Regions from separate parts of the Homo sapiens genome. Here all the other regions are linked to region 2. Evidence: read pairs that join two places in POLR2A ChIA-PET (ENCODE). Cell type or tissue: CD4-positive, alpha-beta T cell. All regions are shown on one strand. Each heading gives the region's core, and the rest is flanking DNA. Links, peaks and the distances in the headings are about the cores only.

Evidence for each region. ChIA-PET counts read pairs that join two places held together with the same protein. Peaks named below come from ENCODE experiments on the same cell type or tissue, not always from the same donor. Only the 100,000 strongest peaks of a DNase experiment are listed, where the experiment ranks them.
Region 1: POLR2A ChIA-PET joins it to region 2 with 6 read pairs; 4 of 35 experiments call an interaction of 5 or more read pairs at or near these places.
Region 3: POLR2A ChIA-PET joins it to region 2 with 6 read pairs; 6 of 35 experiments call an interaction of 5 or more read pairs at or near these places.

The regions. Positions count from the first base shown.
Region 1 is chr18:3,190,487-3,198,122 of GRCh38, reverse strand. It overlaps MYOM1 (myomesin 1), which reads left to right. Exons shown (of 38, transcript NM_003803.4): 3 at 4,165-4,305. Among named protein-coding and RNA genes, the nearest start is that of MYOM1, 26 kb to the left of the region's middle. In CD4-positive, alpha-beta T cell, for the core only: no CTCF peak of the experiment used is centred there; no DNase peak of the experiment used is centred there.
Region 2 is chr18:3,093,750-3,101,385 of GRCh38, reverse strand. MYOM1 (myomesin 1) reads left to right here. Exons shown (of 38, transcript NM_003803.4): 24 at 960-1,066; 25 at 1,183-1,227; 26 at 7,080-7,216. Among named protein-coding and RNA genes, the nearest start is that of LPIN2, 84 kb to the right of the region's middle. In CD4-positive, alpha-beta T cell, for the core only: no CTCF peak of the experiment used is centred there; a DNase peak (open chromatin) is centred at 4,125.
Region 3 is chr18:2,993,071-3,000,706 of GRCh38, reverse strand. The region is part of intron 1 of LPIN2 (lipin 2); the gene reads left to right. Among named protein-coding and RNA genes, the nearest start is that of LPIN2, 16 kb to the left of the region's middle. RefSeq lists enhancers at 839-1,761, 1,876-1,975, 2,243-2,392, 2,463-2,562. In CD4-positive, alpha-beta T cell, for the core only: a CTCF peak has its summit at 5,955 (motif pointing left); DNase peaks (open chromatin) are centred at 1,173, 1,546 and 5,956; H3K4me3 peaks cover 652 bases; H3K27ac peaks cover 1,980 bases.

The sequences.
Region 1 (7,636 bases), core at 1,098-6,097, 97 kb before region 2:
TTAAGGGGCCAGCATTTTACTTTATGTTCAGTTTAATGAGTTTTTTTTTGTGCTTTATTTTTAGCTGTAACTGATGATTTCATAACTTCAATTTAGGTGAATAAATTCAGGGAGAGCAAATCAACATCAAAGTCATCATGGGCAGTATGACATGGTTTTATGGTCTGCAAACTGGGGAGTCCACAAAGGCAAGCCATTGGAGTATAGAACGAAATAGTAACATTTCTTTTTCTTTTTCTTTTTCTTTTTTGAGATGGAGTCTCGCTCTGTCACCCAGGCCAGAGTGCAGTGGTGCGATCTCGGCTCACTGCAAGCTCTGCCTCCCAGGTTCACGCCATTCTCCTGCCTCAGCCTCCCGAGTAGCTGGGACCACAGGCGCCTGCCACCATGCCCAGCTAATTTTTTGTATTTTTAGTAAAGACGGGGTTTCACCATGTTAGCTAGGATGGTCTCGATCTCCTGACCTCGTGATCCGCCCGCCTTGGCCTCCCAACGTGCTGGGATTACAGGCGTGAGCCACCGCGCCCAGCCTTAACACTTCTTTTTTTAAAAAAAATCAAGTGTGGTCTTTAGTATTTTTCTATTGATTGAATGTTTCATAAAATTAGACTATTTATACAGTAGTATATGGATAGAACTTATAAATAAACATATATAGGTAGTATGCTCCCAATTTTTTTAAATTGAGAGTACTTGATCATAAAGGTTGGAGATCCCAGCACTTTGGGAGGCCAAGGCAGGCGGATCACCTGAGATCAGGAGTTTGAGACCAGCCTGGCCAACATGGCGAAACTCTGTCTCTACTAAAACGTACAAAAATTAGCTGGCCATGGTGGCGTGCGCCTGTAATCCCAGCTATTCAGGAGGCTGAGGCAGGAGAATTGTTTGAACTCGGGAGGCAGAGGTTGCAGTGAGCCGAGATCGCGCCATTGCACTCCAGCCTGGGTGACAGAGTGAGACTCCGTCTCAAAAAAAAAAAAAAAAAAGGAAGTTGGAGATGACTGGTATAGTGTAAAGAACACTAACCTGAAAATCAAGAAGAGATGAATGCTAGTCCCAGTTCACCACCAACTCACTGTGTGAGCATGGGTGAGTTACAAACACTCTCCAGGCTTTGCTTTCCACATCTGTCAAATCAAGGGCCTGATATAAATATCCCCGAGTCCTCTTTCAGCTCTGAGATTCTATAAATGGTTTTGTTCTTGCTTTTCCTGTTACGAAGTTGAACAAGTAGGTGGTTATGATATTTTCTGTTCAGTATTTGAATTAAATGCAGGTGTAAGTCTACTTCTGAGTTCCTGGAATATTTCCGGAGAGTGCATTTTGTACCTTGGCTACATCTCTTCCCTGTGGTGCTACCAGTCATAGATGTATGTGATAATGTCCTACACACCAGGATATGTATTTAAAATCTGTTAACTGTAGACATATTAACAAGGACTAGCATAATTGGTGGGGGAGTACAAAAAGATGTACCTAGATATAGATACAGTTACAGGCTCATAGATACCTGCACACACACACAATTAACCCTTGCCTTTTGCTTAATTTGATTGCTTTCATCAAAATTCAGAAAGCTTCAAGATTTAAGCTAAGTACATTAAAAAACACTACATGTAGTTTTAATAGGTAAAGACTGACACCAGTCCATACATATTGTTTGGTATCTACTCAGAAACTGAGTTGTTGGCTTATTTTCAAAATTTAAATACATAAAAGCCCAAGGGGTTAGCAATCCCTTATTTAACTCTTTGATTTAAGATCAAAGAAATTTAAAATCTACATATTCGATGTAACTCCTTTAGAAACATTATTCAACTTTAAAATTTGATAGAGTAAGATGTTGGACTTCAGAGTTCATGGATCATGACAAAATAGACTATGGATGGTTTTTCTTAAGATAATTATGCTTATTATAACATAGTCACTTTCTTTAAAGTTTGTGTCTCTCTGATTTAGTTTTGTTTGGTAGCCTCAATACATAAACGTCTTAGCATTACTAAATCATCAGTTTGCATTGTATTTTAACACCTAATTCTTCAATACTCTTTATTAGAAATCAAAGGCTTGAAGAAATATTAGCATAATAAAAGTGAAGATCTTGCGTTTTCTAAGCAGTACTATATAACACATAACATCATAATGCTTTTTAAAAATTCTTCTGTTCCAAATGAAATATGAAGTGGAAGCTGATGAAAGTGCCATGAGTCTTTAGCATAAAGTTCAACTATTAAAAATCAGCTCTTACATTGGAAGGACATAAAGAAAAAAAAAAGCAGCGCCTGTGATTTACTTGTGAGAATGGAATACTCATATTATGGCACATTCTATGTAATAAATGCATTATTTTAAGAATTTGTCTTAAAGGATAAATGACAGAAAAAGGAGCAATGCAATGAAAAGAATAACAAATCATAGCTATTTTGATGTAAATAAATGTCAAAAAATAATGAGCTCATGAGACTATGACTGTGGCCACTAGAATGGAAGTAAAGAGAGAAAAGCAAAAGCAGAAAAACAGGAGAGAAATTAGAAATCCAACTGTTCTGGAAACAGGGGAAAAAATGAAACTCTTAAGCCCCATAAGTATGTTATTTTGGATGCTAATGGAATAAAGAGGTGAGGGAAAATACCACTTTAAACTTAGACCTGTATAAGCACAGCCTGTACTTTGTGACCTGCCGGGGTATAGAATGCAGTCGTTTTGCTGCTGCCCAGGACAGCTGGCCAGGAACAAATGTCACCCTGGCTTCCAGTTTGTAACCAATCCACAAGCTTAAATTCAAAGTTCTAACCTTTAGTTTTAATGCTCATCATAGAAAAAGAGATGGATATTCCCCACTGGGGGAGGTGGTAGATAGTGGGGAAGGAAGAGTTTGGCCATTTCCATGCGACCTCCCTGGAGGATTCAAGGGGCCGCTGCCTGCCCTGCATGTCAAAGTCCTGTGCTACTTGTTTTCTCGCATCGTCATATATCCATTTTGTACCATGTATGTGCTTGGCCTCTCTTCTGCTTTTGATTAGGTAATCCCTTTTGCTTTTTCAAATGATTTTCCAAGATTAGGAAATGGTCAAGGTTTGGATGGTTTGGAAGGTTTTTCTATTTCAACTGGGCAGCTTGGCTTTTCCCATGCCACAATACCCCTGTTCACCTTGTCTTTAGAGATTCTCTAGACGGGGGCTCTTAAAAAATACATTAACTTTTTTTTTTTTAAGAATAGTTTCAAATTTACAAAATGATTACAAGGATAGTGCAGAGGGTTCCCATACAGATCCCTATTGTTAACATCTTTCTTAATGTGTAGATCAGGGACTTTTAGCCCCAAGTTCATGGATTGACTTCAGGGAGTTCATGAACTCCTGAAGTTTATGCCAAATTGTTTATGTTTGTATGAAAATGCATTTCATTTCATTCAAGAGCTATATAAATTAAGACTATTCTTTTCATTTCATCAGTCCTTTTCCTCTGCTATCTCTGCTCTCATGTTTTCCACTTCCCTAGTCAATTTTTTGGTTTATTAGAACACTACCTGCCTCCAAGTGCACATTTGTACCAGTGTGCACAGGAAGCCAGAACTGACCAAAGGCTTCCTTATCGCACCCGTGTGCACCACTGAGTCAATCGGCATCGTGTGTTCCCATAAAATATGTTAACTCTATCATTTAATAAGCCCCACGTCCCTTCAAAGGCAGGAGTTGCCTATAATACATAAAGGTCTCAGTGTAAACCAAGGGTCCTACATCAGGATGGACCTGTCTAGAAAAGTATGCATTTTAAATAAGCTCCCAAAAGAATTTGGATGCACCATGTATCAAACCATTTATATAGACTGCCTAAATTTCCAACATGACATTAACACAAAAGGGCATTTAGAACTATCATAAAAACATCACTCTTTTCCCTTGAAACTTTAAGTGGGGGAAAAAGCCATGCAATTACTGTAGCCATAAAGTTATTATCACTATTTTTCTTTTCTGTCTATATAGAATCCATTATTTGAAATCTTTCTAACTCTACTTTAATTCTAAAGATAAGAGATAATTGTAACATTAGAGATCTAGGATTTGGTAAAATTTCTCCCAAGTTAAAACTTCCTCTATCGTATTTTGAATATTGTAAATGCCTTTTTTTGTTACTGTCTGATGTTAGGTGGTTTATTTCAGACTTACAGATTCCAGTCTGCTGTTAGATGATTATTCATCCAAGTTGAGCCCCAAACCAAAGAGAGCCAAGCACAGCCTACTGTCTGGAGAAGAGAAAGAAAATTTGCCCAGTGACTACATGGTACCCATTTTCTCAGGACGGTGAGTGTGCTTTTTCTTCCTGGCTTTAATTTTTAAGAAGTATATAGTAAGTGCTATAGGAATGGCAGATTATAGTCATAATTGTTGTGGACAGATTATAGAAATAGCAGCTAACATTTATTGAGCACTTGTTAGATTATAGTAAAAGCAGCTAACCTTTTATTAAGCACTTACTATATACTGATTCAGATCTGAGGAAGCTGGGAACCCTGCACTGAGAGAGATGTGTTAACTGTGTTAAAAGGGACTTCCTCTTCAGAAATTTTGCCATCACGTAGGATGGTTACATGACAAACAAGAATGATCAGAACTTAATGCTGCTTATAAAACTAGCTGGAATGGGAAGTGGATCCTGGGATGCTTGTGATTGGACAGGACAGCCAGAGTAAAAAGAAAGCTTCAAAAACTACAAAATGTTGGGTGAATTTTTATTATTGTGTGTGTGTGTGTGTGTGTATATATATATATATGTATATGTACATATATATGTATATGTACATATACATATATATATGTATGTATATGTATATATATTTATGTATTTGAGATAGGGTCTCACTCTGTTACCCAGGCTGGAGTGCAGTGGCACAAACATAGCTCACTGCAGCCTCAACCTCCCAGACTCAGGCAATCCTCCTACCTCAGCCTCCCAAGTAGCTGGGTCCACAGGCACGAGCCACCACACCCAGCTAATTTTTTTAAAAAATTATGTGTAGTGATGGGGTCTCACTATATCGCCCAGGTTGGTCTTGAACTCCTGGGCTCAAGTGATCTTCCCTGCTTGGCCTCCCAAAGTGCTGGAATTACAGGCATGAGCCACCACACCTGGCCTGGGTGAACTTTTAAAAAAAAACCCAAGATGACACATTTAGGTAGCTGAAAAATATCTTGGTTATCAATGTGGTTTTAATTATTATTCATTGGGGGAAAAAATCTCATCATAATTTGAATGCCTTGTTCAATGGGAAATAGATTGCTATTTACTTTGAGGTAAACTTCAGACAAAATAATCACTAAATCACAAGTCTGTGTGATGCCACTTTTCTATCTTTATTGCATAAACATTATTTTTGAGCAGTAATAATATTTAAAGGAATCTTGAAAGGAAACTTGTCCTGGACACCAAGATTAAAGCTCAACAGGAGCTTTCTGGTTCATCTCCTATTTATTTCTCTTTGAACAGAGAGTTATTCCCATAGCTCAGGTGACACTCAAAGTGAGGCCATCCTCTAAGAGCAAATGTCATGGAAAAGTAGATCCTCTTGGAAGTCAGGAAATAATTTGGTTGTGATTGATGGTGACCTACTTCTGTTGCCTGTGTTTTTCTTTCCATTGCCCTCTGACAGTTCCTTTCTGACTTGTGTCAGAGGCTAATGTCATAATTGCTCTGAACCCAATTAGGAAGGTAAAGGGATAAATAACATTCTATTTTTAGCTTTTTATTTGATATCTTTGCTATCTCTGATTTTTTTAAGTGAACTTTCCAGACAAACATGTTTTCACTGCTAAGTATGGATGCCCAGCCTTTTGACCTCTTCACAGTAGCTTAATGTAACTCGCATTCCTTATAAGAGATGGTAGGCTAGAGCGGTAAAATCTTTTGTCTCCAGTATTTTTCCCACTCTGTTTCAAAAAATCATTTAAAAACCACATCAGCTTAACACCAGCCTACGTGACATGACTCCACCTGGCAGGGCACAAAATGAAGCTTCTTACTCCTAACATCTTCTCCCTGCTCTGTCCACACCAAACTATTTTTCTCTTCCGGGCCAATCTCAAGAAGTGATCATTTACAAATACACTGTGATAAAAGAAGACGTGAGGCCAGGCACGGTGGCTCATGCCTGTAATTCCAGCACTTTGGGAGGCTGAGGCGGGCAGATCACAATGTCAGGAGATTGAGACCATCCTGGCTAACACGGTGAAACCCGGTCTCTACTAAAAATACAAAAAAATTAGCCGGGCGTGGTGGCGGGCACCTGTAGTCCCAGCTACTCGGGAGGCTGAGGCAGGAAAATCGCTTAAACCTGGGAGGCAGAGGTTGCAGTGAGCTGAGATCACGCCACTGCACTCCAGCCTGGGCCACAGAGTGAGACCCCATCTCAAAAAGAAAAAAAAAAAAGATGTGAAGAAAAATTGATCTTCTAGGCTTTATTTCTAGTTCTCCATTATATCTTATATGATGTCATCACCTATACTCTGTTACTGTGTCAAAAATAACATTTCACAGTGGTTTTGGCAGTATTAACAATCTGAGGAGAGGATGGAAAAGAAATGAACATTTGTTGAGTGTCTATTATTATTTGCTGGGACTCACGCAAGGTGCTTTATATAAACCATCTTGCTAAATTCTCCATACAACCCTGCAGAGATATTAATATATCAACGTTTTGGACAAGGAAATCATGGCAGAGTGACTTGCTGAAAGCTGCATGCCTGGGAGGTAAAGAATTGAAAGTCCCACGTAGGCCTGGCGAATGCAGTGGACATGCCCTCTGCACTCACAGTGTGCTTCTGGAAAATACCATTTCCTCTGCATGGCACCTGAAATTTCCACTTATATTCCAATAAATCGAGTAAACTTTGTGTCAACAAGAGATTTTTGAATTGAGACTGTCAGAGATTCGCAGAGTACCGGGAGATTTTAAATTTATTTTTACTTTGTAGTAGTATACTTTTGTCAACATGTTAGCCTCACAGTTTTGCTTTTGTGTCCACATTATAGAAGGGTTATCACTGATAAATCCTGACTTTTACTTAAAGGAGAATATCCCTATTGCCTGGGTCTAACATACTTTTTAACTGTAGTTGAGTTCTCGTGTGAAATAATTAGTTTTTTTTCGAAGTTTAGCTTCTTTGTAAATGGAAAAGGCAAGGAGACTATCACTTCATTTGGCCCTCTAGAGCTGTGCCAACATATCCAGTATCAGTAGTAATGAGAACTTAAACATAAAGTTCTCTTACTTGGAGCCTGGGGCAAGACTAGCACTGAATATGATCCATCATTACATGAATTGAAACAGCTCACAAAGCTCATTTCACATCTCCCTATTGCATATTGACTTCCATAGAGAATTCCAAGCAAATTCTCCTGATGGTTTGTTTTGTATTCAGTTAGTAATTCATTCATTTCCTATCTTGTTCAAAAAAGAATGAGAGGTCATTATGTGAGGACACTAAGCTAAAAATCTTTCATCTTCTTCCTGCCCCCCAAATAATAATGGACATATTACTAACATCCATAGTAGGGATTAGCTTATTAATATTTACGGAGAGAGAAAAAAACTTAAAATTTACTCACTACATTTAGTCAGAAACAACGTGGACTCAT
Region 2 (7,636 bases), core at 1,423-6,422:
TCTTTTTACTTTGCTTTATAGCAAAAGCTTACCAAGCTTTGTATTTTCATAGTGTCAACCACATTGGATTGATATGATAAAGCAAATATTTGATAAAGCACAGTATTTCTAAGTACTTTTTTCTATTACAATGAAGCCCAGTGTGTCTCAGAAATCAAAGAAAAAACTAGCAATTTTGCTGTAGAATGACAAGGAAATACCAAATATAATTAAAGGATGTTTTTCTGCCACCATGCTGTAAATTTCTTGACATAAAACACATTTGCCCCAAGAAAAGATAATTGAACGATAATTTTTTCTCCCAGTTTATACACTTAACATTTCAATGTTTGGTTGATCTTAGACACTGCCTAGCAATATAGCTTACCAAAGTTAGAAAACCCAGTGAACTTGGCCACTGAGCCATTCATTTACTTATTACACATACTATGTGCCAGACAAGGTACAGGGTGCTGGGGGTGACACAGTAAACAAAGCAGTTCCTGTCTCTGAAGGCACAGGGATTACACAGTGAGGAGAATACAGATGCTTTGAGCTCAAGATGCTTATAATAAGTTCAGAAAAGGGAAGAGCAGGAGATGGCATAGGAGAGGCACCCAGAGTTACCAACAGCAGGTTCTGCCCTTGGCGGGGGAAGTGTCTGGCTCCCAGCAGGGACTGATCAGCTGGGTATTTTTCTGCAGGATATGCACTGATAAGCAACATAGCTTGGGCATGTGGAATTTGTGCCAGTTCCACTCTCCCGTCACCATCACCCCCTGGAAGGAGGTAAGGAAAGTCCTCCCAGAGTAAATGACATTGAATCTGAGACACCAAGAACATGTAGGCTGTAGCTCAGCAAGATGAGAGGAGGTGTCCAGATGAAAGGAGTAGTATACACAAATGCCCAGATTCAGGGGAAACACAGGCCCACAGATCCCACACAGCCTCATTTCTAAGAAAAATATTTTGTTCCGAAGGACGAAAATGACCTTCAAAGACCTTGGGATGGATGACTTGGGTATTTACTCTTGCGATGTAACAGACACTGATGGAATAGCATCAAGCTACTTAATAGATGAGGAAGGTAAGTTTAAAATCAGTGCATTCACACATCGAATGTTGCTTTGAATTCTCAGTTATTCTTAAGTGACTTTTATTTTAGTAGTTTAAGGTTTAACTGCCTTCTTTTTCCCCCTACAGAATTGAAACGTTTACTTGCTCTCAGCCATGAACACAAGTTCCCAAGTAAGTATCCACAATACATTCACAGGTTTTTAGCAGTCTTACTAGGCAGCAACTTCTGGAATAGATCAGATGACAGCTCTGATGGGATTAAGAGAGAGACTCTTGAGAACATATAATGGAACACACATCAGTAGCTACAGATGTGCTTTCTAGAAGTGATGCCTTTTCCTTTGCGGTTGTTCTCCAGAGATACCAAGGATACTAACATAGAAAATATATCCCATGCTCCATTACATGGCGAAGTGTCAGGCTACACAGGTGTAACATCTGAGTAATTAAGTTCTTCACTTTTTGCCCACATATGTTGGAATCACATATATATTTTCTGGATATATTCACTTATATGTCTTTATGCAAACTAATCTTTTCCTAAGTAAGATTGGCACTTAAAAGCAGAATCATACCTCTAAATAAAGACAATATAAAGACAGTGCCTACCATTTTCAACTCCTGGAAAATTGGGCAAACATGCCTTCGTCAGAAAAAGAATCCCTCTGAACAATGTACAACCCTTCAATAAAGCACCTTCTACATAAAAGATTAAATTCCACACTTGACACTAAGAGAAGAGAAGGAAGTCAGAAATGACCCTTGGAAGGTTCCACTGGCCAGATGGGGGGATCTCTTGCCATTAGTACCCACTGGCCAAGGTAGTGAAGCATCCAGAAAGTTGCACCCTGGAGTTTGAGAAAACAAGTAGAAAGTGATAGTATACACCCATTCTTTTTAAATCAGAAATTTTAATACTTAAAATATAAATCCTCCACTAATAAAGGAGTTTCAGGAACCCAGAAAACTATATTCCTATTCCAGACTATGGACAAACAGCCTTTGTATATTGATATATGTGCATTTTTCTAGGAAGAGTATCCTTCACTTTTAGTAAATTCCCCAATGGAGACTGTAATTTAAAAACACACACCACTGCTCTAGAATGAATTGCGGACCTTCTCTTACATCTGCAAGGAGTGACTTGTTTGATAGTGAGGCTGAGTGCTGGTGATATTGGCCTCAGCTGTAATGTTCTCAAAACCAACTTTGGCTGGGCACAGCGGTTCACACCTGTACTCCCAGCACTTTGGGAGGCCGGAGCGAGAGGATCACTTGAGGCCAGGAGTTCAAGGCTGCAGTGAGCCATGATCACGCTACTGCACTCCACCCTGGGCAACAGAGCGAGTCCGTATCTCTAAAAACAAAAACTAACCCAACTTTGTTCAGCAAAGTAGCAGAGTGGAGGGCCCATGAGACACGACTGTAGGGCGCAGACTTCTAAATTCTAGGGAAGAACCCTCTATGCCACCATGTGGCATTAGGCAAGCCATTTCTCATCTGTATGCTTATTCACCATAAAACTGGAAAAGTAATATCATGAGTGAGGTTTCAAATGTTAATTTTGAAAAAGTTTATGGAAAGTACTAAAGTGTATTGCAAAGTGTTTGGACTGGACTCTCTTTGTTCTGGACTTTTGACTCAAGCTGTGCGCCTGGGCAGCTCACTTTTATTTCTCTGTGCCTTGGTTTCTTTTCCAGGAATGGCTATCACAGTGGTTTATAGCACCTCCCATATAGAAATGCTGTAAGAGGGTGGGGTGTGGTGGCTCACACCTGTAATCCCAGCACCTTGGGAGGCCAAGGTGGGTGGATCATGAGGTCAGGAGTTCAAGACCAGCCTGACCAACATAGTGAAACCCCATCTCTACTAAAAATACAAAAAATTAGCTGGGTGTGGTGGTGGGCGCCTGTAATCCCAGCTACTCAGGAGGCTGAAGCAGGATAATTGCTTGAACCCGGGAGGCGAAGGTTGCAGTGAGCCGAGATCGTGCCACTGCACTCCAGCCTGGGTGACAGAGCAAGACTCCATCTCAAAAAATAAAAATAAATAAAAATAAAATAAAATAAATGCTGTAAGAGATAATAAATATGGTATTGATGAATCCATGAACTATTCAGGAAAAATATGAACATTAATTGAAACAGACCAGTGATCCCTGAACCTGCTGCCCAACGCAGAAGTCTCCAAGCTACATAAGATGGTTGTACTTTCTACTCTCGAACATTGACAGAAATGGGGAGAAACAGCAGCACCTACTAATCTAGTCAGATAATAAACATTGATTAAGTGTCTAGACAACAACTAGTCCAAACAACATTTACATTCAGCTTAAAGGTTGGAGATGAGAGAAGATGGGGTGTCACTTTTGAGCTCAAGATGCCCAGGCCTCCCTGGAGTTTAGTGTTCATATGGACTTGGAGAGAGAATTAGTCCGGGCAGTAGGCATTGCCTGATGTCATTATCATTTATGCTGAGATATTTTATCTTGCATAAGCCCAAGAACTCTGATTATTGGTGCTACGAGAGAGGGTAGCAGCAAACTCAGTTATCCTTTTATTAGAGACCCAGTGTCGCATTTTGGTAGAGAGACCCTGAGAATGTGATTAAAACTCTGACATTCGGCTGGGCAAGGTGGCTCATGCCTGTAATCCCAGCACTTAGGAAAGCCAAGGCGGGAGGATCACTTGAGCCCAGGAGTTCAAGACCAGCCTGGTCAACATGGTGAAACCCTATCTCTACAAAAATACAAAAATTAGCCAGGTGTGGCCGCAGCTCCTCGAGAGACTGAGGCGGGAGGATCACTTGAGCCCAGCAGTTGGAGGCTGCAGTGAGCCGTGATCATGCCACTGCACTTCAGCCTGGGTGACAGAGTGAGAATCTGTCACAAAAAAATGAGTATAAAAATCACAAAATAACAAACTCTGACATGCAAGTATCAGAGCCCCCAACCCAAGGGTGTTTTGGTTAACCCAAGGAAGCAACATTTTTCAATACTAAAACTCCAGCTCTTTTCTTTCCCCTACCACTATCAGACCAATGAGGTCACAAGGTGAATATCTTCAGAGGTCTGGTGGTAGGATCAAAGTAGCACATGCAATTTCTTGATTCATACCCACTTCCTGTTGGTAAATGCTGGCATGTTGATGAAGTCGTTTTCTTGAGATTTTGTAAAGTTTTAAACTGTCTTATTTCTTAGAGAATGTAATAAAGAGTATAGTATTCCTTTATCCTTTGGCACAGTAAATTCTCCTATTTTAAGCTGTTTTCAAAATTATTTTGAAAACCACTAAACACGTGCCTTAAACCTACAAATAACATATTTCGCTGAGGCACATTAACTGCCAGAGAAAAGAGCCTAAGGAAATTTGGAGCTGAGTAAATAGAAAAAATAGAAATGCACAAAGCTAAAAATAGAAATCGACTTAGTCTATCTTGCCAGTATTGATACTAAATTGCAGTGTGGAAAGATAGCTTATTTGAATATATATCCATACACCAAGAATTCAAGGTATTTTGAGGGGGTGGGTGGAGGGTACACTTTGGTATTATCAGCATGCTGCATAATAGCCCTTCATTTGCAGACACCGGTTTTTACCCCTCTTGTATACATGCACTATATGTGGGGAGGCAAGCACAAGCACGTATACATAAATACAGATATGTTGGTGTGTCCTCTTAGGTGTCAACATATTATATTCTAAAATTAGTGGTTGTAAAATTTAACCAGGTGTGGTGGCTCTCGCCTGTAATCCCAGCTACTCTGGAGGCTAAGGTACAAGAATCTCTTGAACCTGGGAGGTGGAGGTTGCAGTGAGCCGAGATCATGCCATTGCCTAGGTGACAGAGTGAGACTCCATCTCAAAAAAAAAAAAAATGGTGTTTCTAGGGTGTTGTAGAAGCAACTAGAGGAGGAGAGAGATAACAAAATATTAACAGCCAACATTAATAGAGCATTTATTATATGCCAGGCTCTTTATAGAGTATTTAAGCAGTATATATTATTTGAATTCCACAATGACCTTAAAAGGGTTGGTATTGTGGCGATTTGATTTTAGAGGGGAAGAACATGAGGCCCAGAGAGGTTAAGTAACTAGATCATTTGCAAACAGCTGGTTAAACCCAGGTGGTCTGCCTCTGGAGCCTGCTCCCCTGACTGTGATGTGGGCTATCTCTATGTAGGCACGGCCACATTTGCTCCGTGCCCACTGTGGACATTCAAGGCGGCCAGCATTCCCCAGACGATGTTCTCAGGACTCAGGGAGGACAGTGAACATTAAGGGAGCTGGAGACTTCCAGGAGGGCCTGTTCCTCCTCCTCCCTCATCACTCTGGGCCTCTTAGGTAACCTCCTCACTCACATAGTAAGTTTCCTAGAATGAGGTCTCCAGATATTTTTAGAAGAAATTGTGCTTTCTACTCTCCTCAAGACTTAGTTGTAGCAAGCATGAGCATCCTGTAAGGGAGAAGCTTAGCCTCTGCCCTTGCTGCCCTGGTGCACTCAGACATCCTGCTCACACTGGAAAACCACCGTGTGGACAACGAGGACCAAGAGGAATACAGAAGAGAGGGAGTGACCCTGCTCTCAGCTCCACCACCCAGACGTGTTACCACTGTCTCCTGGGGTGCAGTTGAGATTTTGTAAAGAGACCAGTAAAGTGAGGGGAGGAAGATAACCAACCTTCTTGAACACAGACCACTATTCACAGTACCTTAATGTGTTCTCTTACTATATTTACATTTGTTTGTTTGTTTATTTATTTGAGACAGAGTCTCACTTTGTTGCCCAGGCTGGAGTGCAGTGGCGCGATCTCGGCTCACTGCAACCTCCGCCTCCCAGGTTCAAGCAGTTCTCCTGCCTCAGCCTCTTGAGTAGCTGGGATATAGGCGCCCACCACCACGCCTGGCTAATTTTTGTAATTTTAGTAGAGATGGGGTTTCACCATGTTGGCCAGGCTGGTCTCGAACTTCTGACCTCAAGGGATTTGCCCCCCTCGGCCTCCCCAAGTATTAGGATTACAGGCGTGAGCCACCATGCCCGGCCTTATATTTACTCTTCATAGCACATCCATGTTAGCAGGTGAGGGACACGAGGTCTAAAGGAGGAGAGTAACTGGTCCAGATCTTGGTGGGACTCCAAAGCCCACCTTCTCTCCACCTTGAAACCCCCTCAATAGATGACATCTGAGCCCCCTCTCAGTCCTGCATTGGAATGAATGTATCACACTGAACTTGGTAGTGAATATGGAATAATGCAAAGAAAATCATCCCTTGAAACTTGAAAAGGGTAGTTTTAAAATAAATACAAAGAAATATTAATTTACATTTGACATAAGTTTAGGAAGCTTCTAATTTAAAATACAGCACATGCCAACTAGATGAGGTGGCTCACACCTGTAATCCCAACACCTTGGGAGGCCAAGGAGGATCACTTGAGGTTAGGAGTTCAAGACCACCTGGGCAACATAGTGAGTCTCTTTCTAATAAAAGAAAAATAAAAAACTAGCCGAATGTGGTGGTGCGTGACTGTTGTGTGAGCTACTCAGGAGGCGGAGGTGAGAGGATCGCCTGAACCCAGGAGGCAGAGGTTGCAGTGAGCCGAGATCATGCCACTGCACTCCAGCCTGGGCAACAGAGTGAGAACCTATTGCAAAAAAAAAAAGAAAAAGAAAAAGAAAAAACACCAACCAAAAGCCACAGTAGAAAGTTACAGATATTAGCTACAAGTGCCCCTATGCCCCTAGAGGTAAGTTCATCTTCCTCATTTTTACAGTTGAGACAACTATGATTCAAAGAGAATGAACAACTTGCTCCAAGTGACAGTCCCAGCATCAGAGCTGAGTCCCTCTGTCTTTAATCTAAGGCTTTCCCTGCAACTCTCACTGCCTCTGGGCTTTGCAAGAAGCAGGTGCTACATTGTCATTTCCATTGTGTGGTTTTTTTTTTTTTTTCACTTGATGGAAAATGAGTACCAATATAATTGGTTACCAATATAATTACTGTGTTTATTTTTACTTTTCATAGCTGTCCCAGTTAAATCAGAGTTGGCAGTTGAAATTTTGGAGAAAGGCCAGGTCCGGTTTTGGATGCAGGCTGAGAAACTGTCTGGCAATGCCAAAGTCAACTACATATTTAACGAGAAGGAAATTTTTGAAGGCCCGGTAGGTTTTACACTGTTTAGACTTTTTAATGTATCATTGTAGAATACACTGAGGAAGCCTTATGTGGATGTGGATATGTTGTTATAAAAACCGCTGGGTGGTGGAGTGGGAGAGTTTAAATCCTTCTCACAAGTGAAAACTGTGAAATGAAAATACAGATTGACTATAACATATTATGCAAACTGGGACGCTTTGAGAATGAAAGGACAACAGTCATAAATAGTCATAAACCAAAACGGTCTCAGGCAAACCGAGATGTATGATCCCCATGAAAATAGAGAGGCTCTCCTGGGAGGCAGAGGAGCCCATACCCTACCCTGAATTCACATCTTACTCACACTGGACACCCCAGCACGGACTTGATTCATTATATGAAGAATAGGCCTCTTGTCCCAATGGCTCTGAAAAATGCAATAAAAA
Region 3 (7,636 bases), core at 1,023-6,022, 100 kb after region 2:
GGCCAGAGGGCATAAAAACACCCAGAGACTGTAGTGGGTATTTATCAATCCTGGTGAGGCCTCTCCCCACAGGTAGAATCATCTGTAGCTGTGTACACTCATGATGTTGGGGAAGTAGCTGGCACTACGTGCCGTACATCTGATGGAGGGCATGGTGTGTATCCTGCTTTGTGTAGTCGTGCCCATATGGTGATTTTGGAATCCTTTGTGTAGCCTTTAACGTTGTCTATTATTAGCATGTTTCTGTCGTGACTGCCATAGGTGGAGCCCACAACAGTGCAGGTGTTTCTTTATCCTTTGAGCTGGGCACCTGGTGGGAACTTTCAATTTGGAAAATCATGTTTCTGACGCCAGGAAATTTCTTGTATGATTTATTTGATAATATCCAACTCCTGCCTTTCCCTACCTTTTTTTCCTCTCCTGTTTCTGTACTTTAAAAAGTCTACAAGTCAGATATTGGGGCCATTTTGGATTGATGCTCTGATATTCATCTTTTTCCTCCTTTTGCCCATTCCTTTATCCTTGTTGGATTTACTGGGAGATCTGCTTTCTACATTTTCTCCTTCTCCTCCTCCTCCTCCTCCTCCTTCTTCCCCTCCTTCCCCTCTTTCCCCTCTTCCTCCTTCTCCTCTTCCTCCTCCTCCTCCTCTTCTTCTTTTTAAAAGAAAAAAAAAAACAAAACAGAGATAGGGTCTCACTAATGTTGCCCAAGTTGGTCTTGAACTTCCAGCCTTAAGTGATCCTCCCACCTCAGCCTCCTGAAGTGCTGGGATTACAGGTGAGACCCACCGTGCCTGGCTATTTTTTAATTTTTGTAGAGACAGGGTCTTGCTGTGTTTCCCAGGCTGGTATTTATTCTCCAACCCTTCTATAGAATGTCTTAATTTTACAATTGTGTGTTAATTTCCAAGAGCGCTTTCTCATTCTTGGATGTTTATTTTTATTAGCGTCCTCTCCTAGCTGCTGGTGGGTTGCTGGCAGCCTTTGGCGTTCCTTGGCTTGCAGATGCATCACCCCAATCTCTGCCTTTATATTCACATGGCGTTCTTCTGTGTGCATGTCTGTCTCTCTGTCCAGATTTCCTCTTTTTTTTTTTTCTTTTTGAGACGGAGTTTCTCTCTGTCACCCAGGCTGGAGTGCAGTGGCGTGATCTTGGCTCACTGCAAGCTCCGCCTCCCGGGCCATGCCATTCTCCTGCCTCAGCCTCCTGAGTAGCTGGGACTACAGGCGCCTGCAACCGCGCCCGGCTAATTTTTTTTTTTTTTTGTATTTTTAGTAGAGACGGGGTTTCACCATGTTAGCCAGAATGGTCTCGATCTCCTGACCTCGTGATCCGCCCGCTTTGGCCTCCCAGAGTGCTGGGATTACAGGCGTGGGCCACGGCGCCTGGACCAGATTTCCTCTTTTTATAAGGACATCAGTCCTACTGGATTAGGGCCAGCCTTAATGACCTCGTTTTAACTTGAATACCTCTGTAAAGATCCCCTTTCCAAATAAGGTCACATTCTGAGCTACCAGAGGTTAGGAGTTCAGCGTTTCTTTTTTGGAGGATATACTTCAACCCAAACAGTGGGTTTTGAGAGTGGGGATAACACATGTGACATCCTCTGGGTTTAACAGGATGTCTAGTTAGAGCAATATTTTTAAAGATGCTTTTAGTTACACCTATCTTCACTAATGATCAGAAAGAAACTCTTAGGAAGTAATTTTTAGATTACAACTGGAGATTTTTGTTCAGACTTGTGACTGCCAAAATTTCTGCATGTTCCTGAATGTTTAATGACAGTATCTGAGTTGTCTCATTTTCACTCTTGGTTTGTTTCTAAAGTCATTTGAAGGTTGGCAAAATGACTAAAGAAAGAACAGCAGTAGTGTCTTATGAGAAAGTAAACCGTATCTATATCCTGGCATAGTTTCGTGAACATGTTAGCCAGGTTCTCATCATGCTCTGTCCCTCCATGTTATACTCTATTTCTTTTTTCAGATATGAGCCTTCTTGGAGCTTTGTTGCTTAAAAAAAAATCTGTCATGTATTTTCCTGTTCTGGGCTCTACAACGCTTTTCTTTCCTTAAAAGTGGCTCTTCCTGCTCTTCCTCCCTCTCTTCAGGGAGCAGCACCCTCTTTTATTTCCTTTATAATAGTTGTCCCAGCCTAACATATGTTGTTGTTGTTGTTTTCTCCCTCCCCACATTAGAATATAACCACTACAAGGGCAGGTACCTTGTCAGCCAAGTTCACTGCTTGATCCCCAGCTCTCAGAATAGAATAGACACTGCTGTTGAGCAGATCAGTGAGTGAAAGAGGCCTTGTTTTCTGACTTTCAAGTGCTGTTTCGCTGACTTGCTGTTGCTCTTGGAAGTCCTTCTCTCTTGTTGAAGTAGCTTAGTATGCAAGTCAGCTTGTGATAACACACTGGTGCAGCCTTACTTGGCATTTGTTTTGCAAAACTACTTAAAAATAGCCTAAATCTGAGTGATTGGTGGCATTGATTGCAGCAGTGCTGTTGGTATGGCCACAGCCTTTCCCTTTACCCAAGTGTCCTCCCAGAGCCAGGAAAGGGAGGTACCTCTCCTTACGTTTCTGAAGATTCCATTGTGGTCCCAGTGGGCACCATGCAGAATTTAATAAAGCAGGGCATGAAACTTGAGCTGTGTTTTGATTGACATTGGGAAAGACTCCTCTGCAGAACACAGGCACAGGGTGCCTGGAGCTGCCTGGCACTGGAAACTCTGCCTCACGGTCACCATGTTCTGTTTAACTGAGACAAGGAGACACTTCAGGCACTTCCAAAGGAAACAGTAGGGAAGTAGTGAATTCATGCTTACCGATCTAGCAGACTTCCCTCTGGGAAGCTGGGGGACTGCATCCTTGAGAGCTAAAAGCAAGAAATTGGAGATGTTTGAAAAACTAAGTCTGTGGCATGGGGGGTAAGGAATCCTCCTGCTACTTCTGTGACATCAGCTAAGTAAGCTGATGAATTGGTGACTTTTTGTTTCTTTTTGAGTTATACTGCTTTTAGTAATTATGGAAGAGCCTGCTCTCCCCCCACAGGAGTCATTAAACAATGATTGATGCCATATGTAAGGTTTGTGAATTGTTTATGCAGCAGAAGTCACCTTTTGATCAGAATTGGGGCACTGTCTTGGTTTCATTGTGGCACACTGCAGAGTTATAGGCATAGTGGCCTGGTACTCTGATGATGTCTTGAAAGTGACTGCTATAGCTTTGACTTCATTAATGTTCCTTTGAATTTGTTATGTTTAGAAAAATACAAGCCTCTGCCAGGTGCAGTGGCTCATGCTTGTAATCCCAGCACTTTGGGAGGCTGAGGAGGGTGGATCACATGAGGTCAGGAGTTCAAGACCAGCCTGGCCAACAGAGTAAAACCCCATCTCTACTAAAAAAAAACAAAAAACAAAAATGAGTCCAGGCACAGTGGCTCAAGCCTGTAATCCCAGTACTTTGGGACACCAAGGCCGGCGGATCACCTGAGGTCAGGAGTTTGAGACCAGCCTAGCCAACATGGCAAAACCCCGTTTCTACTAAAAATACAAAAATTAGCCAGGCGTGGGGGTGGGTACCTGTAATCCTAGCTACTCGGGAGGCTGAAGCAGGAGAATTGCTTGAATCCGGGAGGTGGAGGTTGCAATGAGCCGAGATCACGCCACCGCACTCCAGCCTGGGTGAGGGAGTGAGACTCTGTCTCAAAAGAAAAAGAAAAATACAAGCCTCCAAAAATGAAATGTACATATTTATGATGTGTTGATTCTGGCACCTCTTATGCAGAAGTTTACCATTAGCAAATATAGCAAACTTGGTGCCATTGGCAAGGCCTTTGTAGAACCAAATGATGCTTTATTTGGAGATGGTGGGATGTGGGTCTGTTATTCTGGGATATATATGATACTCAATAGATAGATAAAGATATTGGTCGAGCGTGGTGGCTCACGCCTGTAATCCCAGCACTTTGGAAGGCCGAGGTGGGTGGATCATGACGTCAGGAGATCGAGACCATCCTGGCTAACACGGTGAAACCCCGTCTCTACTAAAAATACAAAAAATTAGCCAGGCGTGATGGTGGGCACCTGTAGTCCCAGCTACTCGGGAGGCTGAGGCAGGAGAATGGCATGAACCTGGGAGCCGGAGCTTGCAGTGAGCTGAGATGGCGCCACTGCACTCCAGCCTGGGTGACAGAGAGAGACTCTGTCTCAAAAAAAAAAAAAAAAAAAAAAAAAAAAGATATTTTCCTGGGAGGTAAGCATGTAGTCATATCTTTTCTGCAACGTCACCATGCCTGTTGAAATGGAGAGGTTGGATGATGTAATTGATGGACATTATAAAAGAACCAATGTAACACTTTTATTTTTGGGATGAAGTCTTGCACTGTCACCAGGCTGGACTGCAGTGGTGCGATCTCGGCTCACTGCAACCTCCCACTCCCGGGTTCAAGCTATTCTCCTGCCTCAGCCTCCCGAGTAGCTGGGATTACAGGCATGCACCACCACGCTCAGCTAATTTTTTGTATTGTTAGTAGAGATGGGGTTTCACTGTGTTGACCACGATGGTCTCAATCTCCTGACCTCATGATCCGCCCGCCTCGGCCTCCCAAAATGCTGGGATTATAGGTGTGAGCCACAGCGCCCGGCCGTAACATTTTATTAATAAGTCTTAAGTTTGTCCATAGAGCTAATTACCTCTAATTCTTCAGTTTTGTCCTCCGTTATACACATGTAATAAGGAAGCTTGGTACCCTGCTTAAAAAATGTGACTGTGAAGGAATATGACCAGAAACTTACACAATGAAATGTACTTTGCACTTTAGGGACAGCATATACATTTCATCTATGCTGTCATTCTGGAAAACATTTTGAAACACCCCTTCCTTTTTAAATTGCTTTCAGAGTCTCACAGTGTATCCTTTTATCCCCAGCGGTGGAAAATCTTTACCCTTCAAGGTAGATTAGGTTTTTGGAAATAGCCAGAAGCCATTCAAAGCAACATCTGATGAACCACGCATGTCAGATGAATCATATTTACTTTTGGAGTATAAGAGTTCTGTGACTATGTGGTATTGACACTCATTTTTATCCTGTGTGGCACCTAAATTAAATTTAAAGATAGTTCTTTCAGGAAGAAAGGGGAGCCCTCATGTCATGTTACACAGTGGTGTATCAGTGGAATTAATTTATTGTAGCCTTCAGAGGTGATTGATTTAAAAGACAATATTCATACTAGAGTGTAGATGTGACTAAACAGTTTTACACCAAAACTTGGAAGAAGAGAAGACACTGGGGACAAATAGGCTGAAGAGTGGGGTTCAGTTGGATGAGTCTTAAGGCATAGGGAAATGGTTTGGGAAGTTAAAACATGCAAAGAGCTGATGATTGAAGCATTTAGATTTAGAAAGTCATTTGTTTTCCTTTCCAGTGTCCCTCATTATTAAATAGCTCCTTGATGGCTAGAATCCTATCCTAACAGTCATCTGCTAAGCACTTACTGTGGCATAGGTCTTGGAACTATTCAGTTCATAGTTCTTTTTTAATGAGAAGAAAAAAGAAAACTAGCATTTATTAAGCAGCTGGTGGTTTCCAGGCACCACCTCATGGGATCCTCACAGCAGTCCTACCTGACAGGTGCTCTGAACCCTGCTATATGAAGGGGGCCTGTGAAGCTTAGGTTGACCTGAAACTGAAGAAGGTTCCATCCTGGAGGTCTGTATCAAGTGGGAGAGCTGTGGTATAAAACTCCCTGTCTAAATTCAGCCAAGTCATGTGCTTGCCGGCCCACCCCTAACATGTTTGTGGGGACCCAGTCAGAACAGGCTTATCAATACAGGGCCATATACCATCTGTTTAAACCAGTGGTTCTCAGCTGCAGACAATTTTGCCCACACACCGCCCCCACCCGCCGCCGGGGACATTCAGAAATAACCGGAGACATTTTTTTGGCTGTCACCACTGGGGAGGGTGCTACTGGCATCTGGTGGTTGGAGGCCAGGGCTGCTACACTCCTCACCTCCCAAGCAAAGAATTATCTGACCAAAAATGTCAATAGGCTGAGAAAACCTGTATCTAAACTATTAAAAGCTGTAAATCCAAAGAAAAGATAAATGTTCGAGGGGATGGATATCCCATTTACCCTGATTTGAGCATTACACATTGTATACATGTATAAAATATTATTATATGTCCTCCCCAACTATGATATATCATTAAAAAATTTTTTTAAAGCTATAAATCCAGTCACCACCCCCATGGCCCGGCCTCCATGGCCACCAGTGGCCCTGCAGAAGCCTTGTCCTTTGCCAGCTGCCCTAGGGAGCCTGACCATAGGTCTGCTGCACACATCTACACTGACCAGGGCACAGGTCTGGGGCAGCTTGGCTTGTGATAACCACCTGTTCCTTTAGCTAAATTGTCTTCAAAAAACTTTCCTAGAGGTCTGAAATGAAGAAGAAAAACACTTACTGCCTTTGTATTTTGGGTTTATGATACACAGAGCCTTCTAAAGTGCAGGACCCAGGACTAAAGGCAGTATTGGTACCTGAGATATTACAGGCACTGGGCAAGTTCTTGAATGATAGGCGTACATTTATGTACAGTCTGTACTGCTTCATTTTAAGGGCTGTTACTGTGTGGTGTAAGGCTAGATTGAGCATGTTTTAACTACTTTGGCTGGGAAGTAATTGACTTTTTCAATACCTGTATGCTCTCATCTTTCAAATAGCAGTGTGGTTTAGAACCAGAGGTTTTTTACTTGGGGTCTGCAGACTAACCATAGAGGGGTTCCATCGGATCCTCAGAGCACAAATCTGTGTATGGTTGTGTCGGTATACATGTATGCTGCTGGTTTGCATGTTTTCTGTAAAGAGGGTATATTGCAAAGCTTAGTTGGGTTCTCAGAAATGAGAATGGCACAAACTACTCATGGGCTATATATATTCTCTAGGGTTACTTCTAGATGTTTAGAAGCTAAGATTAGGAATTTGTGTTGAGATCAGAAGTGGATTTGTTGTGGTCCAGTGTAATTTTTGACTGAAGGAAGAAGCTCTCTGTTGTGTGTAGGTATACATAAAATGAAAGTTACACGTTAACTTTTTGTTGAAGTTATTGCTGTGGAATCACCAAGCTCGTGGTAAAAACTAAGTTGTGGGAAATACTTTGCTTTCTACTTAGTAGAGTTGAATGCTCAGAAAGCCATAGTTTTCGAAATGTCAGATTGTTTTACCTAGAAGGATACATAGAAATTATCTAGAAATTCACTTTTTGGGTGAGGAAATTGAGGGTTAATGATATTCAGTGAGTTGTTCAAATAACCTAGGAAGTTTGTAACAGTATAGGAATAGAAGATGATATTTATAGCCAAGAACAAATATATTCTCATTTTAAACTATGGACTGTATTGACATTGCTTTACATTTCAATTAGAGTTTTATTGCATAATTTTAATTCCTATTTTTCTTCTCCTACCTTTTTTCTTTCTTCTTTCTTCTTCTTTCTTCTTTGTTCCTTTCTCCTTTCTTCTTTTTTCCTTCTTCCTTTCTTCTTTCTTTTTTCTTCCTCCGTCAGGGTCTCGCTCTGTTTCCCAGGCTGGAGCGCAGTGGTGCAATCATGGCTTACTGCACACTCAAGCTCC